Linked DNA regions of Homo sapiens: regions 1 and 2 are each linked to region 3. Evidence: read pairs that join two places in POLR2A ChIA-PET (ENCODE). Cell type or tissue: K562. All regions are shown on one strand. Each heading gives the region's core, and the rest is flanking DNA. Links, peaks and the distances in the headings are about the cores only.

Region 1 (10,339 bases), core at 1,299-9,298, 130 kb before region 3:
TTTTGAGGCTGCCTTTCCTGGGGTTCTGGCCTAGCCAGGGACTGTCTCAGGCCAGGAAGTAAGGCCAGACTGATTAAGATAGAGCAGACAGAGGCATTAAACCCAAAAGGAGAGTACAGTGCATCAGAATGGGGCAGGGACATGAGGGAAGTAGGCAGGGGAGAAGAAAGCTGACTGCATCAGGCAGGTCAACCAGCAGGGGGTTCTGTACCTCCTGTCACTACTGGTGAGCTGGGGGACTGGGGTACAGATTCTACTGCTGGTGCTCAATTCCCAGGGTTCACTGCCCAGCGCTCAGTATAGTTGATCCTACCCCTTACTCCAGACACTGAGCCACACCCAAATCTGACCCTGGGCCCTGGGAGAGAAGAGTAAACCCGCCAGTGGATGCTGACTGTGGGTGGGAGGCAGCTGGGAGAGACCAGGTGAGGGAGGATGGAAGAGCCTGGGAAAGGCTGGGCCTCCAGAGCTTCTGACAGCCCCCAACTGTGAGGGACATATAAGGGGAAGCACCCTGAGTTGTCTCCTTACCCCCTCTGCCCAGAGCCGGCAGTGCACGAGAGGGCCTGGCCTGAACCATGACCCACAGGGAGTGGAAGGCAGAGAATGGACTGACTCCTCTGTAGAAGCCTGTTCTACCCCATCCTCAGCTCAGAAGAGGAACTGTTTCCCCCAACTCTCATTGTCAGCTCTAGACCCTAAAGATTCTCCTCTCCTTTGGGGGTCAGCCTCCTTCGTGGGGTGCCTGGCAGTGCTGGGCTCAGCTCTGCCTCACAATACCCACGTGCCACCCCCAGACAATGGACAAGGGCCGGCTGCAGAGGCTGACTCACTCTCTGAGGGTTAGCCAAGCCAGTGGGGACTACCCCAGACCACTGTGGAGTCCCAGCTAGAGTGAGGAAGATAAGATAGCCACAGTCTTCCTGCAAAGGGAAGAATTGAGGGAGGCAGATATGCATACTGCCAGGTGTATGCCAGAGGGAAGAGGTTGAGATAGGGAGGTTAGAGGGAAAAGTCTGCTAGGAGCTACTGCCAGGCTGTTGCCTCTGAAGTCTTCACACCTGCTTATAGCCATAGTCTCCAGTGCTCGCCTGGACAGAGGGGAGGAAAAGAGGCCCCTTAGCCCAAAACTAGAACCAGCAGATGGAGGCTGGGTGACCAGAAGAGGCTATCCTGAGGCAAGCCTAACCCAAGGCTTTTCTCACCTATGACATTTGTGAGGTCCAGTGGTGACCATACATCCCAGTCTATGCCTGCTGTCCTGGCATCATGATTAATTGTGCCCTTTCACTCTCAAAAGTGTCCCAGCTTAGACAATTAATTACATGGCAACAGAGAAGGGGTGGGACTGGGGGCAGCACGACGTGTTGTCTGGCAGCTAATAAGTCTGGGGAATTCCAGGAAATCCTGCCTCTCTGCACAAATCCACAATGACCCAGCCGTTGGTCTGGGGGTCAGGACAAGGGTGGGAGAGAGAAAGCTGTGCTTCACCTGGTTTCCCAGGAGCACTGAGTGGAGGGGCAGGGAAGGGAGAAAGGAAGGCCCTAATGAAGATCCCTAGCCCCCATGATCTTCCAGCAGAGCCTCCGGGAACCCAGCACCATCCTCATCTCTGCCAGCCCTGGCTGCTCATCCGCATGGAGGGGGCCACAGGGGCTCTAGACAAGGAGTCAGGACACCAGGGTCCTCACCTCCTGCCTGTCCATCCCCACTCCCAGCTCTGCCAGTGACCAAATCATTTTCTGACTTTGAGCCCCAATCCCAGCCAAGGCAGGGGGAAGACAGGTCACGTCCACCCATCTCCCAGAGCAGCACCTTACCCCAGCTTCAGTCCTGTCCTCAGGGACAGAATTCCCTTGCCATCCCAGTGAACGGTCCATGTCCCACGCTTCAGACTCCCTGTCAGAAAGCTCTAGGTCTAATTTTATCTCCCAGGCAAAGTTCCTCACACACAGAAACAGCCTTGTTTTGATGCTGTTGTTGTCTGGCTTCCTGGCTTGCTCCTTTCCCTTTCTCTTTGACCCCCTTCTGTCTCTGGCAGGGGCCAAAAAAGCCTGTGGAATGTCCTTCCCCACCCCTCTTCTCCTCCCCTTCCCTTGGCTCCCACCCTCCAAGGACAGCTCAGCTGCAGCAGGATCACTTGGTTCCTCTGCAGTCCCCTCCTCCTCTGATTGGCTGTCCCATGACGCCTGCCTGCTGCCTACCCTGGTGGGCACAGCACCAACCTCCCAATGTCTGTTTGCAGCCAGGCTTTTGATCCATTTGACCTCTCCTGTTAACCCCCAAGGACACTGTGGCCTGTATGAGGACTATGAGCTATCCCCAAGTGACCTGGCCCATCAGCACATGAGGACAGCCACCTAGGATACCCATTCCCAAAGGATTTCAATCCCCCAGTCTCTCTTTCACCTTAACTTTAAGCAGTGCTGGAGTAGGTGAGATGTCCTATACTCCCCCATATAGGTTTTTGTGGGAATGGTCCCACACTTCTTCCCAAGTGTTCATTTGTTTTTTTTTTTTTTTCCTGTGAGGAACGTCACTGTTTCAGAAATCTGCTCCTAAATTTCCCTGCAGGGAGCATCAGCCACAGAGAAGACTTTGCTCCAGGGACTCCCCTTACCCTAGGACACCTGACCTCTGACTTATAGCAACCTGTATCAATTAGATCACTCCATGGCTTCCATAGTGTCAACAGGGGAGCTGTTAGCACTTGGTCTCTGAGGAGCACGGGTTCAAGGCAATGGGAGGCTGGCAGCCCAGAAGCTTCAGAGCTGCCATTTAGGTGGGAGATAAATTAAGGGGCCTGGTTGGAAGTGTGCACTCAACTAGGGGTCAGGGGTCCACTGTTTCTGGTTGGGTGGAAACATCTTTTGTGAGTCTGGATAGTGTCTTAATTTGAGGACCTTAATGTTCAGTTGTGAATGGCCCTTCCTTGCCTCCCAGCGAGGCTGGGGAGAGAAAGCACTCCCAGATGATAGATACCTTAAGCTGCTTTGAACCTGAGAAGAGAAGGTGCATCCCAAGTCACAGGATGGTCATTAATGTTGGCCTGTCATTCTTTTCACATGTAAATTTAAACCCCCTGGCATAGCTGGGTTGGGGGGGTCTCCCCCACTGATTCCCAAAGCAGCTAGGACACTGACCTCCTTTGACAAAGAGACCCTCATAGAGGAGTCTGATCTGAACCAGTCAGCCTAAGAACTTGGCTGGCTTGAGGGCAGGGGCCTGAGGATGGGGACTTTGGTGATGGTGGTTGGGGTGGAGGGGGGTGTGTCTTTAATTAGAGAAGAACAGTGTGGCCTCGGACAAGCCGAAAGCACCAAGACCTCAGCTGAACTGAAGTTAGTGTGTGGCAGAAAAAGCCCCTCTAGCCCCTGCTGGGCTTGGCACTGGGGACAATCAGTGCTTCCCTAGGCTTCCATCCCTAGAACAATCAGTCCATCCATCCACCATGTGGGGAGAAGTGGGGGAAAGGAATAAGGACAGGCCTCTCTCAGGAACCCCCGTTGGGGGAAGGTCACAGGGTCACCAAGACTTCCTGGCCAAGGCTTGGGCCTCTGCCTGGACACAGCTTGAGAGACAAGAGCCCAAAAGGTTGGCCCTACCAAACCTGAAAGCTTCTGATCCCAGGGGGCCCAGGGAGCTCCCTTCTGGAGGCTGCCCACAGCCAACATCCCGCCCCACAGGCTGGTCAGTGATCCCCCCCTGCTGTAAACAGTTTGTGTCCCCCAATGCAGAGGGCAAAGGCTGTGGGGCTTCCAGACTGAGAGGAGAGGACGGTGTGTGGCCTAGAGGTCCTGACACCCTTACGTTATTTGTGGCAGGCTCTGGCAACAATGTCAGGAGAAGAGATTACATCTTCAGAGCCAAGCATCAAAAACTTCCTACCTGGGCACCTCCAGGGAGGCTGGCTGGGGTTACTGTTTCTCTTCCCACTACAGGCAGGTGGCAGGGATGGGTGCCCCCACCCCCACACACTGCAGAGGGACCTGGCTGGTGGGGAGGGAGCGGGTAGATGCAGCAGGAGGAAGCTTTCCCATGGTTCCTGTCCCAGGGGCAGAAGGATATAGCTAATCCCACCGGGCAGGATGGTGGGCTGGGCCTCCCCCTCTCTGGGGTCCCTTTGGGAAAGGGCCAGGGACTGCCCCTTGTCAGGCTGAGGGAAGGAGGGGCCAAGCGTCTTACCATCCCTCCTGGTGAGGCAGGCAGTGTTTGTGGGCCTCCTCTGCGTTTTCCAAATGAAGTTGGTACTGGCCCCTGTGCCCAGGGTAGGTGGGTGAGGAGGGGTTACTCAGGTAAAAGCTGACCCAGGCGAGGATGGGGACCCTCACCTCCGCTTATTACTGATGCGCCTTCCCCAGCCCAACAAGCGCGTCTCCACCAGCGGGCACCTCCCTCAGCACGGACCCACCCCTTCGTCCTAGAGCGCAGGCATCACCCAGGGGTTGGCGCCCACTCCGTGGCTGCTCAGAGGGAAAAACTTGGGAGCAGCGACGCACCGCCGCCCGGCAGCAGTGCCAGCCTGTGCCCGGGGCCGGCGACGGCGCCTCCCACCCTGCACAGCCGCGGCTGCGGTGCCGCGGGTCCCCTTGCAGCCGCCCGGGAGCGACCGGCCCTGCGCACCCCAGCCCTGCCCCGCGCCCGCCCGCCTGCCTGCCTGCCTTACCATGGCTGCAGCCCGGGCGGGGCCGGCTCCGCCTGGACAGCGCCCGAGCGACCCGCGGCGGAGCTGCGCGCCGACCTCGCAGCACCGCCGTCACCCTCCCGCCTCCCCGAGTGCGGACCGCTGCGGGAGGGGCCCGGCGGCGGGGGCGGAGCGAGTCGGCCCCGGGGCGGGGCCTGTACCTCAGCTGCTAGCGGTGCCGGCGCGAAGTGGGTCGGGGTGCCCAGCTGGGGGCCGGCCTCGCAGCCCGCGACCCCCGGATGCGCAGAGTATGCAGAGTCACCCAGGACAGAGCGGGGAGCCTCAGCTCCTCGTCCCCGGGCTGCACTGGACACCTGGCTCTTTTTTACTCAGCTCCAGAAGCACCGCGGGGGCTTGAGCCAGTTCCCAAAGAAAAAGGAACGGCCCACCTGACATCCCCAGAAGGAGACGCCTTTGGAAGGGAGGGGGAGTTGCTGCATGAGTTGGAGAGAAACCATTAGTTACCGCAGGGATTCAACAAGGTTTTCACAAAGTGAATCCGGCTGATGCCCAAGTTACTGATCACTACACCTCCTAAAGGGGAATGTCAGATATTCTCCACCTCCACCCGAGCTGTGAAGGGGCAGGTTAGAGGCAGGTTCCCTTCATGCAGTACCCCAGATTACAGATTAAAGAGGATTTGCTGCACAAATTATCCAGGGATCATCTGCTGGAAGGATAGAAGGGAGAGGCTGAGTGGCTTTAACAGGGCGGTGTAGCCTTGCCTGTGGCTGAGGACAGTGGGGAGGGCCTCAGGAGAGGCCAACCCAGGCGTGACCCAGGCCCAGCTGGGCCACTCTTCCTCTGACAAGCAGGTGAGATGCCGAGGGGACAGATGCCCCAGAAGCTTTAGAGGCATTAGAGGCTCAGAAAGGTCAGAGCAGCAGCTAGGGGAAGGCAGATGCTTGGTGAGTGGGGTGTTGGTGAGGGATTCCCTGAGCTAAGTAGGGTCTGAGCTGGTCAGGCTCCTGTGGAAGTTTCCAGAAGCATGTCCCTTCCTGACCCGCAAGACCCCTCTCTCAATGGCAGGCTGACTGGCTTCTGCCTGAATACACTCTGGACAAAACTGAGACCCACAGGCACGGCCCTCTCTGTTGGTAGAAGTGCCAGAGGCCTGCCTGCTGTATTTCAGTCTGACCTGTGAACCAGTAGCACTGGTTGGGACCAGTCAGAACTCAGCCAGGGGAGGGAAGAGGGCCTGGGGCAGCAGGTAAGATCAGGCTGAGAAAAACAATGGGGCTGCTACTGGAGATGTTATTGGCTGTTTGGCACTGGTGGACTGGAAGATGGCAGGGTGTTCATGAGCCAGCCGGTTGAGGAGAAACCTTCCTAGCTGGGTGGCCTTGAGCAACTTACTTCACCTGTCAGGGTCTCAATTTCCATACCTGAAAATGAGGGGATTAAACTAGATGATTTCTAAGCTTCCTTACAGCTCTGGCCTTCTAAAAGTGGATGCAGTGGGGGAAGGAGGATATGCTGTATGCTACTATAGGCCTTGGAGGAAGATAAGAGAACAAGGCAGCAGCAGGAGGTGCTGGAGAAAGGTTGGACATGCAGTGATTCAGGAGAGGGCCCAGGATCTGAGTGAAGGGGGAGGACGTGTAGGATGGGGGCAGCAGCTTGGGTTCCCTGAAAGGGAACCTCTAAAGGTACAGAGAGGCTCCCGGAAAAGACCTGGGGTAGATCAGGGGATCGGAAGCTGTACTCAGGAAAACAAAGACATAAAGAGAGAAACCAATGGCAGTTGGAAGTCTGCAGAAGCAGCAGCTGCTGCTACCATCAGCCCCAAATGTCAAGCTTGGACTATACAAAGCCCCACTGTTCAAAGCCCTGGGCCTCCAATACTCATGTATGCACTCTAAGAATACCTCTTGCGTGCTTCCAGAGTCCTGTGGCCTAGGGTAAGGAGAAAGCCTACATCAGGGAAGACAGGCCCCAGCAGAAACCCTTGTTTTCCTCTATTATAACATGCCCCTCCCCGTGGCCTCAGCTGAATTCCAAGTGTGGACACAGACACATTTCAAAAGGCAGCCCAACCAGCTCATCCTCAGCTGTGGCTGGAATCCCAGCTCTTCTCTGGCACCTGCTGCCCAGGCAGCAGGTTGGTACCAGCTTGCCTTGAGGAAAGTGAGGCCCCAAGCAAGTCCTGGGACCACGGAACTTAGCTCTAAGCCAAGAATATTGGGGTCTAATCTCTTTCTAATCACTGTACCACAGGCCTAACATGAGGCATGCTGGGTGAAATAAAAGCTGAAGACTGACTTTGAGCCATCCCACCTGCACAAGCCCTGCATGCTAACCTACTGCAGCATTCGGAGAGCTCTGAGAGAACTTGGCCTGGGCACAAGTCCCATGCCAACTTGGCTATTATCTCACTGCCTGAAAGTCCCTTGCCCTCTCTGGGCCTCTGTTTCCCCCACTGAAAGAGAAGACTGGACTTCTCCCAAGTCTAGCTCTTACATTCTGTGTGATGGAGGCAGGGTCTAATACCTGCAGGGCCAAGATACAGCAGCCCTTGCGTCAGTCACTGGGGATTTACCGAGTGCTCTTCCTCATCTCCAGCCAGCAGGTGGCCTGGCCAACTCTGCTTCAGCATGGCTTAACTCTTGGAGCGCTAGTTCTCCCTCAAAATTCAACATCCCACCAGGCATTGATGGCCTTGACTACAGTACAACTCCCCAGGCACTGCTAGGGCATGGTATCTGAGCCAAGTGTCTAGGGGAGTGTCTAGCTGGGAAACTCAGCTCAGCCACCATAGCTCTAGCCTGCTGTCTTGGGCTCCGTTGCTTAGGTCAGGCCAACATGATATGTCCTGGCCCCCTCCACTAGGTCTTTCCTGCCCACCCATAGGTGCAGGTTGTATGGCACAGGACCTAAGCAAGGAGGCTGCATGTGGGCCATCCCAGGGCCCAGGTTCAAAGCCGATAATAAAGAGCAATTACCACAGGAAATCAGGATTTCAGATCTGCATGACTAGCAATGGCCACTTCTGCCTTTCAGTAGCTAAGTTTCCCTAAAGTGGCGCAAGAACTAATTGTACATCCCTTCCCCAGTGAGATAGATGAGTCACTGACGATACAGTCAGAGAGTCCTTGGACCAAAGGCTATCACTGGGTTGTGTCTTTCAAGGAAACCTCAGCAAGTCTGTCCAACAAGGTCTGTGGTGGACAAAGGCAATAAACCAAAATACATTAAGCCCAAATCTTCCCCCAGCTGCTGCCATGTGTCCCATGATCCTGGGGGCAGGCATAAGGTGTGGGTGGCAAGGCTGGGGAACACTGTGTTTCCTGGCACCTGCTGAATGGCTGCAAAGAGGGGCAGTTCCAGAGCTGGCAGGGTGCTAGAAGCCAGCCACTCTGATAGGGCAGACAGTCCTTCCAACACCCTCCGTGAACAGGGCAGGGCCATAGGAGCTCAGGGTTGGAAAGGACTTACAAACCTCCTAATGTGACTACTCACCAGATGTCTGAAGGCTCCCCTGCCTTCCCAGCCTCTGCTCGAATACATACCTCCGATGGCCAAAAATTCACTGATTCTAACAACTGCCCTTCAACCTTTGGGCTGCCAAGTTACCAAAGTCTTCACTATACTGAGCCAAAATCTGTCTTTCCCTGGCTTTTACCCTCCATATGCCTCCATGCTGGAAGCTTTGCTGACTCATTTCATTGGACTTTGCTTTGTCCTTTGATGTCCACACCCTTTCAAGTGACCCATCTGTATACTTTTCTCTACCAAATTCACCACAAGCTCCTCAAGGGCAGGGACTATGTCTTTTCTTTTAACCTCTGCTCACTTCAAATCAGCAAACATGTGATGTGATGTTTTTCTGGGTGTCCAGGCCTCTGCCCCCAGGAGATGGCTGATCAATATGGATTGACTAAAAGGACTCATTGATTAGTTTTCCATTCTGATTTTAGAGCCCAGACAAGCCTTGAGGCTCTGCGCTTCATTGACCCTTCACTTGCCCTTCATCCTGGCTGCTCACAAGCTCACACCCACCTCCCAGCCCCGTGGTTCACATACAAAGACACAGATGTTACTCTCACTAAAACCTTTCCCTTCACAATTCTTGATATCTAAAGGTGCTGCTGAAATATTGAGAAGTATTTTCCAGGGAGACGTGGCTATAGAAGAAGGGTTTCTATACCATATAGTTGACTCCCTGGGACAGACTGCTCCTTAAAATGCTTCCAGCTTTGATGAACAAACTCTGAGCCTCAATTTCTTCATCTGTGAAATAGGGAGAATAAATCCACTCATAGGTTACTATGAAAACCCACTAATGCACTTAACATGATCACTAAATGAATGGTAGCTATTATCTCCATTAATAAGAAAATTATCAACATCAAACCAGTAACTGTCAACTGTGACTATTTCAAATGCCTTCCCTCCAAAGGATTTGGAGTGTGCATGTGTAATAGGTGTAGAGAGATGGGAGGACAGAGAATACCAGAGTAATGCCTTAGATTAAATTGACATTGGAATGACCAAGCCGCCACCACCTGTGGAGTCAGCTTCTCCAGCTAGACACCATCTCTAGAAAGCTGGTGCTTGGTCTCAGACCTACCGACCCAAATTCCCAGAAACAGCCACTGTGGAGACCTCTGGAACTAGATGACTTTGCCGGCAGTGGGTGTGCCAAGGAAGCGACACCCACAGTGTCAGCCTGAGCTTCCCTCAGGAACTGCCTCACATTCTGTCCCCCTCCTCCAGGCTTCATTCAGCCCCCAAGGTGCAGCTGTCTCCTGCTGCTCCCCTAACAGCAGCTGAGCCAAAGGCAGCTGAGCAGAGGAGGGTGAGGGGACATGGCCATTTCTGCCTCTCAGGACAGCCTTCCTCTGGCTGAGCACCTGTCAGGGTGGCTCCTGGGTTACAGATTTACTTCCTCACCCAAGTATGCACCCTGGCCTCTGAAGCCAAGCTCCCTAATCTACCCAGGCCCACTGTTTCTGTTACTTGGAAAATCCACCATTTCAAACAGCACCAAACTACTCTGCAGAAAGATGTGATGTTGGAGATGGGTTTCAGTCACCACACACCTTCTGAAAATACACCAAAAAGTCCACAATGGATGTGGCAGATTCTTCCCTATGTGGGACTATTCTGGGCAAAACAAAGAACTAAGGGAGTCTGGCCTCAGCTCTGCTATCAAGTCTGAGAGAAAAGCATTGTATATTCCTGCCCCCATTTTATAGGCAGAGGGAGTAACCTGCCCAGGTCTCACTGTGAAGCCAGGACATTGTTCCCTCTGTGCTTCCAGGCAGACTGCACCACAGCTTGTATTAGGTGACCACCTGTCCTGGTCTGCCCAGGATTGAGGGGGTTCTTGAGACATGTGACTTTCAGTGCTAAAACCAGCAAAGTCCCAGGCAAACCCTGATGAGTTGGTCAACTTACCCTGTCCCCAGGTTAGCAAGTCTTAGCCAGAGGCCACCAGCCTTCCATCCTGCTCTGGAATTGGCTGCCCATGGTAGCTGGAAATGAACAGGGTGCCATCTGACAGGGTAAGATGCTTGCTTCCTAAGAAGCTGTGCAACAATGGTCAAACTGCTATAAAAATCCTCCCAAGGCCGGGCGTGGTGACTCATGCCTGTAATCCCAGCACTTTGGGAGGCTGAGGTGGGTGGATCACAAGGTCAGGAGTTCGAGACC
Region 2 (10,339 bases), core at 1,313-9,312, 170 kb before region 3:
GTTCACCAGGCGCCACAGCTTGGCGGGGAAGTTGTTGGGGTTGATGGGGGTGGAGAGCAGCGCCTCCATCGCCCCGCCGGGCCGGGGCCTCGCCCCCCGAGCCTAGCTCTCCCACACCGTTCTCGATCCCTCCCCGGCCTTCGCCTCGCCCTGCCCGCTCCTGCCGGCGCCCATCCGCCGCGTACCAGGGACCGTTGGCGCACGAGGCCCCGCGGCGCCTCCCAGCGCGGCCAATGGGGCCTCGAGTTCCCGCCACGCGGCGTGGGCACCTCCCCCTCGGCGGCCGCGTGCCCCAGCTCGGCCCGCCGGACGCCTGCGGGACCCGGGCAGGAGCCCCTTCCCCAGGCGTTCCCAGACTTCAGGCCGGGAAGGCTGTCTGCCGGGGTGTTCTAAGTCCTGACAAGAGAGAAGCCCAGTTATCCACCGTGGAATACCAAGAGGCGTGTGTTTCGGCCCAGCCAACTAGTGGAGACTTGGAATGCAGAGAAAGTGTGCGTTAGGCAGCAGAGTTGGTCGTTCTGGGGACCAAAGGGTCTGGTCTGTAATCTTTGCTAACAGTGGAACTGCTTACCTCTCAAACAAAAATGATGCTACTGGAGGTATAATATCTTGAGTAAACGAACTCACCTTTTAGATAGTAGCCCTTTGTATCTTTTAAGATACACTCTTTTAAGTCAGTATTTGTTCAAGACAATTTACTCAAGGTTAGATGAAAACTGAGGTCCCTAGGAGGAGGGAATCACAAGAATCTAAGTACTATCTTGTGTGCCTGCCCAACTAGCTGGTGGCATTTTAGACATTAAAGAGAAATAAAGATGGGACAGAATTCTACGGTATCCATAAGAATCGATCCCTAGCCAATCAATAAATAAGAATGTAACAAGAGCTGTGCTGATTCAAAAAGAGAGGTTCATTTGAAAACGGAAATTGGCCGGGCGCAGTGGCTCATGTCTGTAATCCTAACACTTCGGGAGGCCGAGCTGGGTGGACTGCTTGAACCCAGGAGTTCGAGACCAGCCTGGCCAACATGGTCAAACCCTGTCTCTACTAAAAATACAAAAATTAGCCAGCGTGGTAGCATACCTGTAGTCCCAACTGTTCAGGAGGCTGAGGCAGGAGAATCGCTTGAACCCAGAAGGCGGAGGTTGCAGTGAGCCGAGATCGCACCACTGCACTCCAGCCTGGGGAACAGAGGGAGACTCCATCTCAAAATAAATAAATTGGAAATTGCTGGGAGAAAGGGGTACAATGTTCTACTCTTCTCATGGTCAAAGAATAAGTGAATATTAAGTTTTTTTAGAAATGAAAATAAAACGACCCAACAAAGCAGCACTAATATAGAGATTTTATTTAAACTGTATTGAATTTTTACAGCACATTGCATGTTTGTCACAACGCAACTGCACAGTTTGGATTTTTGGCCACATCATGTCACTTACACCCACAACAGCTCTGAAAGGAGTATTTGATGAACACATCTGAGCCAAGAGCCCAGAGTCTCTCTCCAAGGCCATGCAGTTTGTTCACTGATGGGACAGTCCCTCAAAACAGCCACGCTAAGTAGACAGATACAGTCTCCCCAAATGTTACCAATCTTACTCCCCTTGAAAACAGGCAGAGTGAAGTGCAATGAAAGACAAGTTAATTAAAAAGCCACTCACAACTGGCAGTAAATTTTAATGATTGATAAAATGCTTAAAATAATTTTATGTATCAGAAACAAGGAACAGCTTGTTACTTTTTCAATGATCTCAGGAATTTTGCAGACACAAAATCTCCATTATTCAGCTCCATTTAAATGAAAAAAAAAGTTCCGCTAGGCTGACCTAAATATGCCAAAACTTTTTAGGTTACATCTATGGCAAGTACAAAAGAACCACAGATGCGTCTCTGTAGGACTGAAAAGGTCAGGACAAATAATGATTCTTGTTCTAAATGCAGATCCTAGTTATTTTGGAATGAAATGCTGTTTTCTAGAAAGCAACATGAAAGTAGCAGTAAGAAAGATGACTACCATCATTTCAAAACAGGATAAGCCTAAATATAATTTACCATTTATATGTCAACAAATTAAGGAAAACTGTATAAAGTCCTAGTGGTTTCATTATAGGCCAAGGAGACTGTATCTGTCCCACCCACAGTACATGGCTATATCACTGTATCTTTTGGTTAAGTGCCACTGGTACATATTAAGATGAAAAAAAACAAAAACAAAAACAAAAAAACAAAATAAAATTTTTTAAAAACCAACAACGTTTGGTCCAAATGGACACATGTTCTTTCCCAATTTTGGTATCAAGGCTTTATTCTCTTCTGTTTGGGTTCCATTGTTAAGTGCACAGAAATAGACAGCAGCATTTGTACTGAAACCCTCACATACCAAACAGCATATGCTAGGAGGTAAAAACCAAACGCTAAATTCTACCCTCAAGGTGTCAAGTGTTCAGGATAAGAAGCAATGTGACCCAGAGGAGGCATCAGCCAAGGGAAAGACAACATGGGGGAAATGGGCAATGGAACAACAACAACGAAAACCTTTGTTTTATTTTCATGCCAGGAGAGGATCAAGGTGTAGCTCCTGTGTTAGCACCAGGACAACTAGGAAAAGTCAGGTGCAAAGAGTAGGGCACAATCAGCAGATATTTCACAAGGATAATTTTTGCTTTTCCCTTCTCATTCTTCACAGTGCATAACTCAAGAGCTGCCACTGTGTAACAGAGACGACTGCCTTCACAGCTCAAAATAACTCAATGTTTGCCAGGACCGAACATCAGCAGAGTTTTCCTCTGCTCCCAAAAATGTCTCACTCCCTAGAACTGTTCCCCTAAACTGAATATTCACCAATGCTGGCTGATGAGCCAACTGAAAAATACATTGAAACCTCCACTTGCTGAGCCAGTCTTCAAACCAAACTCCACAGAAAGACAGTACTAATGCAACTAGAAGGAGTGCCTCTAAAGGCTGAGCCTTCATGCAGACACAGAGCACAGAGGTACAGGATATAGTTCATCTCAAATAGGACAGGAATTCCTACCTTGTATACTATAATCTGCTTTTGTCAAGGTGGAGGAGAGATGGGTCTGGTTATCACTTGGAGTTTGGTTATACATATGCCTTTCTATTGCTGTTTGGGGCACTTTGCACCAGGCAACATCTACGCAATCATCATCTTGTGACCTCCAGGAGAAAGAGGCTGGAGTCACCAACTCAACATTAAGCTTCCAGACCCTGGGTCTGGGTTAGGACCATTACCCCAAGGTGAGGGTATCACCAGTAGAGGACCTCCTGCTAAATTGCAATTCCTCTGCTCCAGTTTCATGATACCAAGGAGGATTTCTCAAGATGGTATCTCTGAGCTCTGTGATTTCATGAGCCACACCAAGGAACCTTCCAAACTACAACTGAAGAAGATCCTCCCTTCAAACCTGCTAAAATTGGACAGGTTTCTCCCCGGCATTCAACTGGAAGCTGTAGCAATGGGTTTCTTCAGCTGTTGGCTCATGAGTTCCCTGGCACGAGAGACTTGAATGTGTTCGTAACATGAGTTACAGACGAGAACTGGGTCATAGAGTTGCTGATCAGGAATGGGCAGCTTCAGGTGGCAGCATCCAGCACAAAATACATTCCCACAATTTCTGTCAAAGCAGAAAGAGGGAAGAGTTCATCAGAAATGCCAATATACTGGCCAGGCAGGGTGACTCACACCAGTAATCCCTGCACTTTGGTAGGCTGAGGCAGTAGAATCGCTTGAGGCCAGGAGTTTGAGACTTGCCTGAGCAACATAGCAAGAGCCCATCGCTAATAAAAAAATAATTAATTAATTAATATTAAGAAATGCCAATATACTGAGAATGAGTGATACTAAATGAAAAGTTGGGGACAAACAAAAATAGTTTCTATAAAGAGGTGTCCACTTCCAAACTAATTCCACTTAGTTCTATACATATGTATTACACTATTTTTGTTTTTGTTTTTTGTCCTTTTTGAGACAGAGTCTTGCTCTGTTGCCAGGATGGAGTGCAGTGGCGTAATCTCGGCTCACTGCAACCTCCAGCTCCCTGGTTCGAGCTATTCTCCTGCCTCAGCCTCCAGAGTAGCTGGGATTACAGGCATGCGCCACCACGCCCAGCTAATTTTTGTATTTTTAGTGGAGACAGGTTTTACCATGTTGGCCAGGATGGTCTCAATCTCCTCACCTCATGATCCGCCTGCCTCGGCCTCCCAAGGTGTTGGCATTACAGGTGTGAGCCACTGCGCCTGGCCTGCCCTGTTTTTTGTCATACTAAATCATACAAAACATCTTACCTGCAATGGTGTCTTCGTTTGGCCAACCAGAATTCACAGTCACAGTTATAGCAGTGTGATGCCATATGGTCTGGAACCCAGCGAGTCACCTAATAGAAGGCACAAAGAAAAATTCCTGGTCCTTGTTGACAGACTGGAAGAGCAACATTGCAATGAGGAAAGCACCCCAGCAGAAAGAGACAAGGCTTATCTTCATAACTGGCTACCATTTGCCTACCAGGCTGACACTCCTCTGGGGGACAGCTCAGTCTACAGCATGTCATTCATCTCTGGAAAATATGATGACTCACTGGCTCACGTAAGTACCCACCACATATGTGCCTAAACATACCTCAGTCTCTTTCTTATCAACAGGTTCCCAGCTTGCTTCTGAAAGGCAGTCTTCACTGTGATCAGAGCCAAAATCCTCAGTATCACTGCCATCTGACTCCTTCAAACATGTCTGATGAAAAGGCAAAGACAACAAATTATCTTCATCATCATTAACGCTTACTGTTTACCATGTGTCAGGCACTGTGCTAAGTGCATTACACACATGAACTTATTTCTTATGACAGTCTTACAATGTATACTACTAATATCCCCATTTTACAAATAAGAAAATGAAGCCACAGAGAAAGAGCTGATACGTAGTAAAGCTGGGATTTGAACCTAGTATTGTAGCTTCAGATTTACACTCTTACCGATATGCTACACCACAGCATAGAAAGACTCTTGTTATGTTCTAAACCAGGGGTTGGCAAGCTATGGCCCACAGGCCAAACTAGCCCACTGCCTGTTTTTGTAAATCAGGTTTTGCTGGAACACAGCTGCATTCATTCATTTACTTACTGTCTATGGCTGCTTTTTGTTTTGTTTTTGAGACAAGGTCTCGCTCTTTTGCCCAGGCTGGAATGCAGCAGCATGATCACGGCTCGCTGTAGCCTCAACATCCTGGACTCAAGAGATCCTCCCACCTCAGCCTCCTGAGTAGTTGGGACCACAGGCGTCCACCACCATGTCCAGCTAATTTTTTGTAATTTTTGTAGAGATGGGGTTTCACCATGTTGCCTAGGCTGGTCTCAAACTTCTTGGCTAAAGCAATCCACCTACCTCGGCCTCACAAAGTCCTAAGACTACAGGCGTGAGCCACAGTGCCTGGCTACGGCTGCTTTTGCACAATAGCAGAGCTGAGTAGTTGCAACATAGACGGTATGGCCCACAAAACCTAAAATAGTTATTATTTGGCCTTTTACAAAAAAAAAAAAAGTTTGCTGACTCCTGTTTAAAGCACCAGAGAAGTGAGAAGCAGGCAAGTGGGGAGCACCTTAACAGAAGGAAGGAAAGTGTCTGTGTAAATGGCAAGATACCATGGAGAGGAAGCTGGCTCCTAGAAGCTCCCCAAGGACTATGGTGCCAGAACCTGAGGCTGCCCAACACTGCACAGCCTATAGTCTTCATCTCTCACCTGGATTATTCCAAAATGACCTTACCAGCCTCCCAATCTGGGTCTCAACTGCCTCATTAAAATTGTACACTGTTGGGCCGGGCGCAGTGGCTCACGCCTGTAATCCCAGCACTTTGGGAGGCCGAGGTGGGCGGATCATGAGGTCAGGGGATCGAGACCATCCTGGCTAACACAGTGAGACCCCATCTCTACTAAAAATACAAAAAAAAAAAATTAGCTGGGCATGGTGGCGGGCGCCTGTAGTCCCAGCTACTCAGGAGGCTGAGGCAGGAGAATGGCGTGAACCCGGGAGGGCGGAGGTTGCAGTGAGCTGAGATTGCACGACTGCACTCCAGCCTGGGTGACAGAGCGAGACTCCGTCTCAAAAAAAAAAAAAAAAAAAAATTGTACATTGTTGCAAGAGTCATTTTCTTAAACTACAACTCTGATCATATTGTGCACTGGCCTAAAATTTTATTGCCTTAAGGGTAAAATCCAAACAAGAAGGGCACTCAACCTGACCCTTGTAATCTCCACCTAATTCTCCAATGTCACCTCCCACCACCCTATTTGACTGTCTCTCATAGCCCCAGTGTAAGCGTGTATGCATGCATGTACACATATATACTCGCATGTCCCATCTTTTTAAGCCATATCATTGGAGTATCTATTGCCACTACGCTTCTGCAAATGGTGTTTTGTTTTCACTGTCTACCTGGCTAAGTATCACACATTCTTCAGCACTCAGCTCAAGCATTACCTTCTCAAGAAAGTCTTCCTTGACGTTTCACTCCACTCCAGCCCTCTAACACCTGATGCCTCCTCAATCATAGCACTTAAAAACATCATTCTAATTGCTTACTTGTTTTTCATCCTATAGCCCAGGCACCTAACTCAGTGGCACACAGCAAGTACCCAACGAATAAATGCTGAATGGAGGGAAGGCTGGATGAACAGAGTAAATAATGGGTGTATGGCAGTTGGTGACTACTTACAAAATCATCCTCATAGTCCATGGGGGGCTCTGCTGGAGGGGCACAGCAGTGACGGATGTCCAGCCTCATCTGAAGCTCACGCACCTGTCGACGTAGCTGCTCCACCTCTTGTTTGTACCCTGCTTCGATTTGCCGTAACCTATGCTGGATCACATCCGTGGGAAAGGGGAGTCCATCATCATCCAAATACAGAGGAGGCACTGGAGAAGGGCAGTTCAGTGGAACGGGCTTTGTGCTAGAGACTTGCTTTGGATGACTGGACAACCACATCTGGTTCTTTCCTCCTGGGCCAGTACAATGTCCATTGGAATGACTAGAACAGACAGGTGACTTCACACCTTCTCTCTGAGCCCACTGGCCCCCAAAGCAGGGCCCTGTGGCCCGCATCTGCTTACTGTTTGGCCTCTTGCTACAACAGCCATAGGAAAGCAGCCGCCGAGGGGTGGCCTCCCCACTTGGGAATGAAGTCACCATCCCTTGGAAGCTGTCCCAGTTGGACCCTAGAAAAGAGAACTCACTGATCTGGCTCTGAGAAATTGGCTTCCGGACCAATTCCAATGGCATTTTCCCAAAGCGAGGATTTTCCAATAACTGCCCATTCCTATTATTTCCTCTTTTACCAATGTCTTCCTCCCCATGGGTCAGATCCGGCACAGAACTCAGTTGTTCCTGGTGGGAGATACTTGCCACAGACCCTGAGGGATCTTGGTTGAGGAAGTCAGTGCTTGGGTCTAGAGGAGTTTGGCAGGCAGCACTCGGTGGGTTGCAAACGGTGCTGAGGCTGTGATCAAGAACACACTTGGAGGGCACACCTAGCATGGAGTCTGGCTGGGCCTGTTGGGGCGTACCTGTAGGAGAGTTCTGGGAAGACTCAGGAAAATTACAAACTCCATCACACTTGTTAGAAATGACCTTGGAGAGTGCACTGACAGCTTCTGTTTCAGGACAATGTTCAGGTGGCTCCCCTATGCCATCTAAAGTCCTACCCAGCTCATCCTGGGCAGAAGGGTCTGGAGCTGGTCCCTTAGTCTCTTCTAGGACTTTGATCTCAGGATCAGAGGTGTTGCTCTTCATTTCCCGAGGCACTGCGGTATTAAGCAGTTTGTAACTTGGAGAACAGCTTTTGTGACTCTTGAAAGGTTTATTGCTCAAGTAGTCTTTCTGGCTGCTGGGCAGAGGAGGAGGAAGACCCACTTCTCCTACAGTTTGCTGAGGCCCTCCTACCCCAGAGTCCACAAAGCTTGTCTCTGATCCCTCAGGATTGCTGTGCCAGGGCTCCAGGCCTACCCTGACCTCCTGACAGTGGTTATTCAGGTTAGGGTCACTGGATGTACGAGTCAGGGGGCTGCTTGTGTCACAGGCAGAAAGAAGATCATCCATGGATCTGGTTTTAGGTAATCTGGAAAGACAAATATAACACCTCCAGGTCAGGAGATGGGCACTTGCAATACAATATATGGAACTGAATCAATGGAGCAATATCAAAGCCAGAGTTTAGAAATAATGACACTTAAGAACACTTAAGTTTAGAAATAAGGACCCTTAAGATCACAAATAACCAATGTTCACTGAAAGTTTACTCTGTAAAAAAAGCATGAGACATGGACCGTGTCCTCCGGAACCCAAAAATCTATCCTCAGCTTTTGTCAGCACTCAACCTACCAGTCTCCCTGGGCAATCTCAACCACTACAGTGGTTTCAGCTGCCTTCTATGCCAATGCCTTCTGAATCTACTGTTCCAGCTAGGACTATACCTGAGACTCAAACCCAATATCCCACTGCCTCCATCACAGTAAAACAGAAAGAAGATGGGTTTTGGAGCTAGACAATATTGGCTCTGACGCTAATTAGCTACATGACTACAAATAAGTAAATTAACCTCTCAGATACTTGGTTTCTCCCTTTATACAATGATGATAATAAATCATACCTTGTAGAGATGCTATGAGAATTCAAAATACAGGCAACCAACCACAAACATAATAACCACAAACTTTATTAAGACAACACAACTCCCTCAACACTGCTCTTGATAACCACTTAGCAGCAGTGTGCTCCTCTGCTTCCCAAGGCCCCATGAAACTTCCCCTAGTATATAGCACTCAGAGTTCTAGAGGCATTCATATATACCAGATAGGTTAAGGGACATTTTCAAGAGTGACCATCCTGATTATTAATGCAGTTCAAAGTCCTTAGAGCAATGAAAACTTGAGTGAAATTCACCAGGGAAACAGTAGAGGCTTCACTGGCCTCCTATTTTTAGATGGCTCAGTCAGTTCAGCCTATGCGGAAAAATTCCCCAAAGGCAGTTACAACGCAGCTTATTTTAAGTAATCGGTTTTTGAAACTTAAAACAAATGTTTTATACATACTTGATATACCTTTTGTGACGAATTTTGATTTTTTTAATGGTACGAAATTCCAGGAAGGCAATAACAGTGGTTATCATTATAGTTCCTGGAGTCCCATAGGCAGGGTTCAAATCCCAATTTAACAACATCTTTGCTGTGTGACTTTAACTTCTCTACGCCTCAGATCCCTCATCTATGGAATAAAGGTAAAGTACCTAGCTCTTAAAGCTATTATGAAGATTAAACAAAAGAATCCACATCAAAGCACATTGCTCAGTGCTTCCTATAACACATTATTGCACTTTATTGTTTACTTGTTTAACTCCCTCTACTGAAGTGTCCTGAAGGCAGGACTCTGTCTTATTTGAATCCCCAGCGCCTAGCACAGTACCAGGGGCAAATGACTTGAGAAATGAATGAATGAGCTCAAAATACAACATGAGGTTTCCACTGCTAGGTGCCAATTGAATGTGTGATACACATCAGGCATCTTAGTGGATCTTCTTAGACATCCAGACAACCAGGGTCCACCCAAGACCTACTGAATAAGAATGGCCAAGAGTGGGGCCTAGGGATCTGTATTCTTTTAAGTGCCACAGCTGACTTCTTTCATTTTATTTTTTATTATGGAAACTTTCAAGCATACAAAAGAAGTAAAGAATATGCTGGGCACAGTGGCTCATGCCTATAATCTCAACACTTTGGGAGGTCAAGGCAGGCAGATCTCTCGAGGCCACAAGTCCAAGACCAGCCTGGCCAACATGGTGAAATCCCATCTCTACTAAAAATACAAAAACTAGCTGGGCATGGTGGTGCATGCCTGTAAACCCAGCTCCTACTTGGGAGGCTGAGGCATGAGAATCGCTTGAACCTGGGAGGCAAGAGGCAGAGGTTGCAGTGAGCCGAGATCGCACCACTATATTCCAGCCTGGGTGACAGAGCAAGACTCTGTCTCAAACAACAACAAAAAGAAGAATATAATTAACTTCCATGTGCTCTTCATCCAAATTCAAATAACAACATTCTGCCATCCTCCACAACTCATTCTATGTGTACCAAAGGTTAGTCAGCAATGTTGACAGAGATAATAATACCTGAGTTTACAACAAGGAGAGAGAGCTCATCCAGCTAGGAGGTCAAGGAAGGCTACAGAGAGAGGGTAGGATTTGAGATGGGTATAGAAGAATGTGTTTATGACTTTAATGGAAGAAGAAGAAGAAGGAGGAGGAGAAGGAGAAGGAGAAGCGGGGGAGGAGGGGGGA
Region 3 (10,339 bases), core at 833-8,832:
CTTGGCCTCCCAAAGTGCTGGGATTACAGAAGTGAGCCACCGCACCTGGCCAATAAACTCCCTTCTTTCCCAGTCTGGATCTCATTATTGGACTGTGAGAACAAAAAGCTGGACCTCATTCTGTCCTGGAACAGAATGTCAGAACCCTGACATTTCGGCACCCCGAGACGAGCCCTCCTTTAAGCCAGGGGCCATGTCTGGCACCTCCCTTGTAGGCAGGGGCATTGCCAACCTTAGGCGCATAAGCTGGCTTGCAGCAGAGAAATGGTTTCTGATTCCGGAAGATGTCTCTGATGATTATTCCCAAGCATAATCCATATTCCCTTTCCCTTCTCCTGATCTGTTGGCCTCCTCAGAGGCCCTGTAAACTCTTTGAGGGTCCTGTTAAAGGGCACTGTTTTGGGGAAGTACTCCTGGGCCCTTTGGGTCTCAGTTCAGAAACCTGGTTTTGGTTGGGCGCGATGGCTCACACCTGTAATCCTAGCACTTTGAGAGGCCGAAGTGGGTGGATCATCTGAGGTCACGAGTTTGAGACCAGCCTGGGCAACACGGCGAAATGCTGTCTCTACAAAAAGTACGAAAATTAGCTGGGCAGCCGGGCACAGTGGCTTACGCCTGTAATCCCAACGCTTTGGGAGGCCAAGGCGGGTGGATCACATGAGGTCAGGAGTTCAAGACCAGCTTGACTGATACGGTGAAACCCCCATCTGTACTAAAAATACAAAAATTAGCCGGATGTGGTGGCGGGCGCCTGTAGTCCCAGCTACTCAGGAGGCTGAGACAGGACAACTGCTTGAACCTGGGAGGTGGAGGTTGCAGTGAGCCGAGATCATGCCACTGCACTCCAGCCTGGGCAACAGAGCAAGACTCTGTCTCAAAAAAACAAAACAAAACAAAAACCAAAAGGCTGGGCACAGTGGCTCATGCCTGTAATCCCAACAATTTGGGAGGGTGAGGCAGGTGGATCATGAGGTCGGGAGTTCGAGACCAGCCTGACCAACATGGTGAAACCCCATCTCTACTAAAACTACAAAAATTAGCCATGTGTGGTGGTGGGCACCTGTAATCCCAGCTACTCAGGAGGCTGAGGCAGGAGAATCGCTTGAACCTGGGAGGCAGAGGTTGCAGTGAGCCAAGATCGCACCACTGCGCTCCAGCCTAGGCAACACAGGGACTCTGTCTCAAAAAAAAAAAAAAGAAAAAAATTGGCCAGGCGTGGTGGCAAGCACCTGTAGTCCCAGCTACTCAAGAGGCTGAGGCACAAGAATCACTTGAACCTGGGAGGTGGAGGTTGCAGTGAGCCGAGATCATGCCATTGCACTCCAGCGTGGGTGACTGAGCAAAACTCCCATCTCACAAAAAAAAAAAAAAAAAAAAAAAAGAAAAAGAAAATTGGGTTTTATTTATTTATTTTAATGTTTTTAGAGGTGGGATCTTGCTACATTGCCCAGGCTGGTCTTCAACTCCTGGCCTCAAACAATCCTCCTGCCTCAGGCTCCCAAAGTTTTGGGATTATAGGTGTGAGCCACCATGCTGGCCAAATCTGGTTTTATTTTTATTTATTTATTATTATTTTTAAAAAATAGAGATGAGGTCTCACTATGTTGCCCAGGCTGATCTCGAACTCCTGGGCTCAAGTGATCCTCCTACCTCAGCCTCCCAAAGTGCTAGAATTACAGGCATGAGCCACCACGCTGGGCCCAAATCTGGTTTTAGAATTCTGATTTGTGAGGGCTTGTGCCTGTTCTTGTCTTGTCTGTGTGTCAGGGGGTGGAATCCTGAAGGAATCACTAGCAGAAGCTCAACAGGCCTCACTCAGAGGGAACCTCTTGTCTGTTTTACCAGGTTAAAACTCAGATATTGAGGGGAATAACTGGTGTTTGTGTCTTTGTCATGTGTATATTATAATTTTGTCTGGGCAATACGGGAAATGCTTTTTTTTTTTTTTTTTTTTTTTTTTTTTTGAGACAGAGTCTTGCTCTGTCACCCAAGTTAGAGTGCAGTTGTGGAATCTCGGCTCACTGCAGCCTCTGCCTCCGGGGTTCAAACAATTGAAACAGCCTTTGCAAAATTATGACTGAGACAGTGAAAGAGATCTAACTTAACTTACTCCATCTTGCTTCTAACTTCCAAGCTGTCCTTGTTCATTCCCGGGTGTAGGCTGAACTAACTTTGGGAGAAACTTAGTTTATAATTTAAACAAAGATGGTAACAGCCTTTTCCCAAAGCAGACTTCCTTCTTGTCTGGGGACTAGATTGCCTTTGTAGGACTAACATTAGCCACAAGATTAGAAATTATGGTTTAGGAGTCATGCAGCTGGATGCTACAAGATTCTGACCCTTCCTAAACTGCTCCTAAGATCAGTGCTTGACATATTTTGCAGACCTTGCACTTGATAGATCAGCTGGCACCACCCAGATCAATAAACTGGCTCATCTGATCTTGTGGTCCCCACCCAGGAACTGACTCAGCACAAGAAGACAGCTTTGACTCCCTGTGATTTCTTCCCTGACCAATTAGCACTCCTGGCTCACTGGCTTCCCTTTACTCACCAAGTTATCCTTAACAACTCAGTTCCTCGAATGCTCCACGAGACTGATTTGAGTAACAATAAAACTCCGGTCTCCTGCACAGCTGGCTCTGCGTGAATTACTCTTTCTCTATTGCAATTCCCCTGTCTTGATGAATTGGCTCTGTCTAGGCAGCAGGCAAGGTGAACCCCTTGGGTGGTTACACTATTCTCATGCCTCAGCCTCCCAAGTAGCTGGGATTACAGGCATGCACCACCTGTACCAGTGTGTACCACCTGTGCACCGGCTTTTTTTTTTTTTTTTTTTTTTGAGACAGTCTCACTGTGTCACCCGGGCTAGAGTACAGTGGTGTGATCTCGGCTCACTGCAACCTCTGCCTCCTGGGTTCAAGCGATTCTCCTGCTTCAGCCTCCAAAGTAGCTGGGATTACAGATGTGCGCCACCATGCCTGGCTAATTTTTTTGTATTTTAGTAGAGACAGGGTTTCATCATGTTGGCCAGGCTGGTCTCAAACTCCTGACTTCAAGTGATCCACCCACCTCGGCCTCCCAAAGTGCTGGGTTTACAGGCTTTAGCCACCCTCAGCAATTCATCCCACCAGAACAAAAGGCTAACATAGCAAACTGGTAAATTTATCTGCACAGAAAAACTGAACTACAAGGGATGAGGTACTTAACTTCCCACCTGAAGACCCAGGAATTTTTTTTTTTTACTTTTCTTCATTGAGATAGGGTCTCTATCGCTCAGACAGGAGTGCAGTGGCACAATATTGGCTCATTAAGTCTCCATCTGGGATCAAATGATTTTCCCACCTCAGTCTCCCGAGTAGCTAGCACAGGTGCGTACCACATCAGTCTGGCTTATTTTTCCACCCTTCCTAGAAACGGTATAAAATACTTAGCGAGCATCTAATTAAAACAGACCGTAACCTAAGAAGACGTAAGGTCATAACCACAACTCCAAAACCAAACGCGCGCCACTACAACAACTCTGAAAATAAACACACGCAACAACACACAAGCCGTCTTTTAAACTAGTTCAATCACAGGACAGAAAAGCGCAAAAGCAGTCCCCCACTACCACAAGTTATGCAGCCGAGTTTTCTCATTCGGGGAAATCGCGGGAGCAAACACATAGTAAAAACCCTCCCCCAAGAAAAACACTTTATCAGGACCAACAGCGTCTCTCCCCCGCCACAAAGACATTATTTACTTAATATTGCTAATACCTTACCATCGTCCTCAACACACAACATACTCATGGCAAATTGTATTATGAGTTGTTTTTAGGCATCGCTTCGAAACTACCGCTTCTTCGTATGACACATCTCAGACTACACCTTCTTTGGTATTCGCTAGAAAATTTCTCCCGCGAAGAACGCACTAGAACCGGCAATCACTGCGCCCCTATCTACATATGCCCGCCTCTTATAGTAACGTCACCACCTGCTTCTGTACGATCTGACTGAACTCCCTTACGGATCGGTTCGCTCTAGCTGCCGCTCCCAAGGATTCAAAAGAAATCGCATTGTGTGATAAGAAATTTTTTTTCTTTTTTCTGCACAGGCTCATATAATAGAAGTAACTTTTGTTATTTTTTCAGAGAATTCATACAGCCATTAATTATCCAAACCTATTTCTCAGTGCTTTTCAATGGCGTGATCTCGGCTTACTGCAACCTCCGCCTCCCAGGTTCAAGCAATTCTTCTGCCTCAGCCTCCCGAGTAGCTGGGATTACAAGCGCCTGCCACCACACCTGGCTAATTTTTGTAGTTTTAGTAAAGATGGGGTTTCACCATGGTGGTCAGGCTGGTCTTGAACTCCTGACCTCAGGTGATCCGCCCACCTCGGCCTCCCAAAGTGCTGGGATTACAGACATAAGCCACCGCGCCTGGCCCTCAGTGCTCTTTTCATTCCACTTAAGAAATTGGAACACACCAGGATGAGGATGATGATGCCAAAACTAGATTGATGGCTCACATCATCTAGGGTACAAATACACGCTTAATAATTTAACACTTTAGGCCAGGCGCGGTGGCTCACGTCTGTAATCCCAGCACTTTGGGAGGCCGAGGCGGGTAGATCACCTGAGGTCAGGAGCTCAAGACCAGCCTGACCAACATGGTGAAACCTCATCTCAAAATACAAAATATTAGCTGGGCGTGGTGGCGGGCGCCTGTAATCCCAGCTACTCGGGAGGCTGAGGCAGGAGAATCTCTTGAATCCAGGAGGTGGAGGTTGCAGTGAGCCGAGATCGCGCCATTGCACTCTAACCTGGGCGACAAGTAAAAAACTCCATCTCAAAAAAATAAATAAAATAATAATAATAATTTAACACTTTATTGAACTCAAAGCAACATTAAGCATCTTTGCCTTCGTTTTACACAGCTGTAGGGGAGCTCAGGGAGGGGAAGGCTGCATGGTTTTCCTTGGCGGGGAAGGTGTGCACCCTGCAGTCCTGCGGTGTTGTGGGAAGATTAGCCCATGTTCTGTCGGTTGCCGTAGCCCCTAGGGTGGGTGTCCTTCCAGTCATCCCACTCTCGAGCTCTTTGGAGTGTTTGTTCATCATCCTCTTCCTCCTTTTCTTGATCTTCCTGTTGCTGAGTGGCTTTTCTGAATTCTTCTGGTGTTGCCTTGGCTATTCCCTGATCTGGTAACACTCCATGTTTCTGATGTTGATCATACCAGTCACTCACTGTCATGGAAGCCAGACTTGGATAGCCAGCGCCAAATACTTTGGCTTGCGCCATGTTCCGAGTGAGAATGAAGGGTTTCATTGGAGGCCTCTTCTGGTGACATGAGTTAGAAGTGGATGCCTCTCTTGAAGAGTCTTTCTCTCCCAGGATCTTTATTTCCTGATCAATGCTCTCAATCTCTTCTAAGCTGATATCAATCCACCTCTGAAGGTGAAGAAGATAATATTCACGAACACGCTCATTATCTGCTTGACCACTTTCCACAGCAGATTTCATTGTAGACAACTTATGCTCCAACACCTTCTTCTGCTTGTATCGCTCTATTTTAGCCTGTCTTTGAGATGCCATAGCAACGAGGCTAGGATAAGCCGTGGAGGTAATAGCACCGTGATTTTCAGCTGAGTTGGTCTTGGTTTGGGGCAGCTCAAACTCGGCCACACGATAGTAATGGCACTGAGTTAAGTATTTTATAAAGTGTTCGCGAGCCTGCTGCAAATGATCTAGACGCTTACGGGGGTTGACTTGTTTCATGGTGAGGGCTCCTTGAAACGCTGGCACCATCAGGTACTTCAGGTCGGTGGAAGTAATCTCCTCCAAATCTTCATTTCGGCTGAACAAGTCAAGCTGCGATAACATTTTGGCAACCTTGTCAAGGAGGTCGAGGCCCTTGAACACCTTTTCCTGGACTATTCGGGAACCGGTGGGTTCAGTCGCTCCTTCGACTTCGTCCAGAAGCTGTTTGCTGGAATCGAACAGCTCGGGGAGCCGCGGCGGCGGCAGGAACTCGTCTTCAGCAGCTGCCATCTTGGGAAGGCTGATGCGAAATGTTGATTCCTTTCCTTTCTGGACACACGTAAAGATTCTGGCGTAGATTTCTAACAACCAGTCTGAATCGGGCGCTGCACGGCAGGGCAGTCAGGGAGGCGGTGGCGTTGGGGGCGGCATAGGGGAAGGCAACGGAGTCGGTTGTGCCGGGTCTGAATCGCTGCTCCACTCCGGGTCTTCGTCAAACTTTGTCTCTCTGTTTCCGTTTCCTAAAATTGTAAAGTGGGAATAATACTGCCTTCCTGGCTCACAAGATTTCTGTGAGGACTGAATAAGAGAATGCATGTAAAAATGCAGCTACCCCCAACCCAGGCTATTCTGCCCCTCGACTGCTGCCCCCTGTACTTTGGGACCCCCAAAGTGACTTTGCCAAGATTCAAGTATCTGCAGTTCCTGCCACACAGGGAAGTAGCATCAGGCCCGGATTTGGTAACAAACCGAGTGTTCCTGTATGTCTATATCTGTGTATGTATGATGTAAAAAGTACTGGGATTACAGGCGTGAGCCACCACGCCTGGCCTAAAACTCAGTTTTCAAAAATTACTGAGTGGCCAGGCGCGGTGGCTCACTCCTGTAATCCCCCACTTTGGGAGGCCGAGGTGGGCGGACTAGGAGGTCAGGAGACCGAGACCATCCTGGCTAACACGGTGAAACCCCATCTCTACTAGAAATACAAAAAATTAGCTGGGCGTGGTGGCGGGTGCCTGTAATCCCAGCTACTCAGGAGGCTGAGGCAGGAGAATTGCTTGTACATAATACATATTATGTGTGTACAGATATATAGCACACATATCTCACACACACACACACACACACACACACACACACACACAGAATCAAACCAACTACATGACCAAATTATGACTAAATCAAAGACCCCAAATAAGTTGAGATGGAGAAACACAGCCCCTCAGTACAGAATGTTATTTGGAGAGTTCCCTTACGTGTGGGGAAGGGCAGCAACAGGCACAACTATTAATCTCAGATCATGGCTGTTCCTGCCAACTCAGGTGTGCTGTCCTAAGACATGCCCCTCAGTTTGTGAGTCTCACCTCATCTCTGAATTTCCAACCATCACTTTGCCTCATGGGAGTCAAGGAAGGAAGGGTTGATGCTCAGAAATATGAGAGTGACATATATACTCAATAATTTTTAAAAGCTGAGTTTTGTTACATAAGTTCACAAAGCAGTTGTGACTGTTAAAATGTCATTAATGTGACCGGGCGCGGTGGCTCACGCTTGTAATCCCAGCACTTTGGAAGGCTGAGACGGGTGGATCACAAGGTCAGGAGATCGAGACCATGGTGAAACCCCGTCTCTACTAAAAGCACAAAAAAATTAGCCGGGCGTGGTGGTGGGCACCTGTAGTCCCAGCCACTCGGAGAGGCTGAGGCAGGAGAACGGTGTGAACCCGGGAGGCAGAGGTTGCAGTGAGCCGAGATGGCACCACTGCACTCCAGCCTGGGTGACAGAGTGAGACTCCGTCTCAAAAAAAAAAAAAAAGAAAAGTCATTAATGTTGGCCAGGCATGGTGGCTCACACCTGTAATCCCAGCACTTTTGGAAGCCAAGGCAGATGGATCACCTGAGGTCGGGAGTTCAAGACCATCCTGACTAACATGGAGAAACCCTGTCTCTACTAAAAATACAAAATTAGCCGGTTGTGGCGGTGCATGCCTGTAATCCCAGCTACTTGGGAGGCTGAGGCAGGAGAATTGCTTGAACGTGGGAGGCGGAGGTTGCAGTAAGCCGAGATCACACCACTGCACTCCAGCCTGGGCAACAAGAGCAAAACTCCGTCTCAAAAAAAAAAAAAAAAAAGTCATTAATGCCAATGTAACTGAATCTAAATTTTTTTTTTTTTTAAGACAGAGTCTCACTCTGTCACTCAGGCTAGAGTGTAGTGACATGATCTTGGCTCACGGCAACCTCCATCTCTTGGGTTCAAGCAATTCTCCTGCCTCAGCTTCCTGAGTAACTGGGACTACAGGGATGCACCACCACGCCTGGCTAATTTTTTGTGTTTTTGGTAGAGATGGGGTTTCACCATGTTGGCCAGGCTGGTCTTGAACTCCTGACCTCAGGTGATCTGCCTGCCTTGACCTCCCGAAGTGCTGGGATTACAGGCATGAGCCAATGTGCCAGGCCACTAAATGTCTTACTCAACACCCTGAGTTGTGGGGAGCCAAATCCATTCACTCCTGAAACACACTGGCCCTGAAGCTGCATTTCTCAGCCACAAAGCTCTGCAATAAAAACCATACTAACTCTATTTAGGCCAGGGGCAGTGGCTCATGCCTGCAATCCCATCACTTTGGGAGGCCGAGGTGCTGATATCACCTGAGTTTGGGAAGGTGGAGGCTGTGTTGTGCCACTGCACTCCAGCCTAGTGAGAGTGAGACCCTGTCTTAACCGCTCCCCCAGCAACAACAAAAAAACAACAGCAAAAACCCAACTCCACACTATTTAGTACAATTGCTGATTTAGGACAATTGCTGGATTACCTTCATCCACAAAGTGTGACCCAGCCCACCTCGGTTATACTATATAATCTCATTATTGAACTACCTTCCTAATTTTATTCCAGAAGGTTTGATTTCACATGAGGAAAGTAATACTTTGGCTTTCAATGGTATCCATGAATGCCAGGCTGACCACAGCTCTGAGGCCTCTATGATTATTTGTGCCCCCTCATGGCTCTGATATCACAGGTACTAACAGACCCTTTTTCCTATGCTGGGAGAACTCCATTTCTGATGACCACATTGTCTACTCCAGTATTTTTGCCATTCATATTCTTGAATTTCTTTGCTGCTAATGATGAAAAACACCTGTTCTCAAGTCATTACTTACATGTAGCACATACTTCTCATTTACTGACAGCCACTTAAATGTTCAAGGTCCAGTCCGCTGGCCTAGCCACTGGGGATACTAAGAGGAATAATGCAGAGACTGAGTCTGCCTGCAATAAATAAGATCATAGTCTGTAGGGAAAACAGACTTGCCAGACCTATAAAAAGTTCAGCAGGGCCACATTACGATTTTGAAGGGCCCATACTTTTGCCTTTGTGTGCCTGCCTCCTCTGATAAAATATATACATTTCCATTAAAATATATGTTAAAAATGCTATCTTATGACTGCATTGATTAAAAGATGAATATATTATTATATATGACATTTTCTTCCACCTAAAAATTCATTTTTTTCTTCTGATTTTTAAAAGAAGTGCCCCTAGGCAGTGTGCCTGTGGTACGTAACAGATAAGGCCACCCTGGGTTCAGTGGCACTGAGTGGATCCCAGGCAGTTTGGAAGGGCTGAAGTATAAGTTTTCCAGGTAGATGAAGAAGGGCAGGGCAGGGAAGTGCATTCCAGGAAGAGCAGGCATGTAAGTTTGTGGAAGTAATACAGCAAGGCTCTCTGGAAACTTTAAAATAAGGAAACAGATTAAGTTAGAGCACTGCTTGTCCAGTGGAATATGATGTGGGCAACATTCGACATATTCAGTTGAACATTTTTAGTAGCTATATTATTATTTTTATTATTTTATATTTATAGAGATAGGGTCTCGCTATGCTGCCCAGTCTGGTCTTGAGCTCCTGGTCTCAAGCCATCCTCCTGCCTCAGCCTCCCAAAGTACTGGGATTACAAGCATGAGTCATCAGGCCCGGCCCACATGAAATTAACTTTATTATCATGTTTTGCCTGGGTGCAATGACTCATGCCTGAAATCCCAGCACTTTGGGAGGCTGAGGCAGGATGGCTTGAGGCCAGCAGTTGAAGATCAGCCTGACCAACTTGCCTAAACCCTGCCTCTACTAAAAATACAGTTAGCTTATTGTGGTCATGCGTGGCTGTAGTCCAGCTACTCTGAGGCTGAGGCATGAGAATTGCTTGAACCTGGGAGGCGGAGGTTGCAGTGAGCCGAGATCGCGCCACTGCACTCCAGCCTAGGCAACAGGGTGAGACTCTGTCTCATAAAAAACAAAAAACAAAAAAACCCACAACTCATTGCGTTTACCTCACTAAAGTTCCTAAGCATTAAATGATAGCAAGGTACAGCTTTAAACAGTAAGCAACGGTAACAACCCTGCAACCCCAAAGCATTCTTAAGAACCAAAAGAAACAATGAAAAAAAAAAATAAGGCTGGGCGCGGTGGCTCACGCCTATAATCCCAGCACTTTGGGAGGCCGAGGAGGGTGGATCACATGAGGTCAGGAGTTCAAGACCGGCCTGACCAACGTAGTGAAAACTCGTCTCTACTAAAAATACAAAAAACTAGCCACGC

Evidence for each region. Peaks named below come from ENCODE experiments on the same cell type or tissue, not always from the same donor. Only the 100,000 strongest peaks of a DNase experiment are listed, where the experiment ranks them.
Region 1: POLR2A ChIA-PET joins it to region 3 with 5 read pairs; 10 of 35 experiments call an interaction of 5 or more read pairs at or near these places.
Region 2: POLR2A ChIA-PET joins it to region 3 with 8 read pairs; 5 of 35 experiments call an interaction of 5 or more read pairs at or near these places.

The regions. Positions count from the first base shown.
Region 1 is chr17:58,527,295-58,537,633 of GRCh38, forward strand. All of the region lies in intron 3 of SEPTIN4 (septin 4), which reads right to left. The region is part of intron 2 of SEPTIN4-AS1 (SEPTIN4 antisense RNA 1); the gene reads left to right. Among named protein-coding and RNA genes, the nearest start is that of SEPTIN4, 12 kb to the right of the region's middle. RefSeq lists enhancers at 1,646-2,146, 3,920-4,420 and a silencer at 4,518-4,967. In K562, for the core only: a CTCF peak has its summit at 7,241 (motif pointing right); DNase peaks (open chromatin) are centred at 4,777 and 7,727; H3K4me3 peaks cover 801 bases; H3K27me3 peaks cover 199 bases.
Region 2 is chr17:58,488,206-58,498,544 of GRCh38, forward strand. MTMR4 (myotubularin related protein 4) reads right to left here. Exons shown (of 18, transcript NM_001378067.1): 15 at 6,727-8,125; 16 at 4,637-4,747; 17 at 4,306-4,394; 18 at 1,332-3,635. The coding sequence ends at 3,458. HSF5 (heat shock transcription factor 5) reads right to left here and starts at 203. Exons shown (of 6, transcript NM_001080439.3): 1 at 1-203. The coding sequence starts at 69. In K562, for the core only: no CTCF peak of the experiment used is centred there; a DNase peak (open chromatin) is centred at 4,606.
Region 3 is chr17:58,655,569-58,665,907 of GRCh38, forward strand. The region is part of intron 1 of TEX14 (testis expressed 14, intercellular bridge forming factor); the gene reads right to left. IGBP1C (IGBP1 family member C) reads right to left here. Exons shown (of 2, transcript NM_001395966.1): 2 at 4,856-6,261. The coding sequence starts at 6,031. The coding sequence ends at 5,009. It overlaps LOC124904122 (U1 spliceosomal RNA), which reads right to left and starts at 3,737; the gene lies at 3,581-3,737. RefSeq lists enhancers at 2,323-2,875, 3,007-3,777, 5,640-6,141. In K562, for the core only: a CTCF peak has its summit at 3,604; DNase peaks (open chromatin) are centred at 3,663 and 3,983; H3K4me3 peaks cover 424 bases.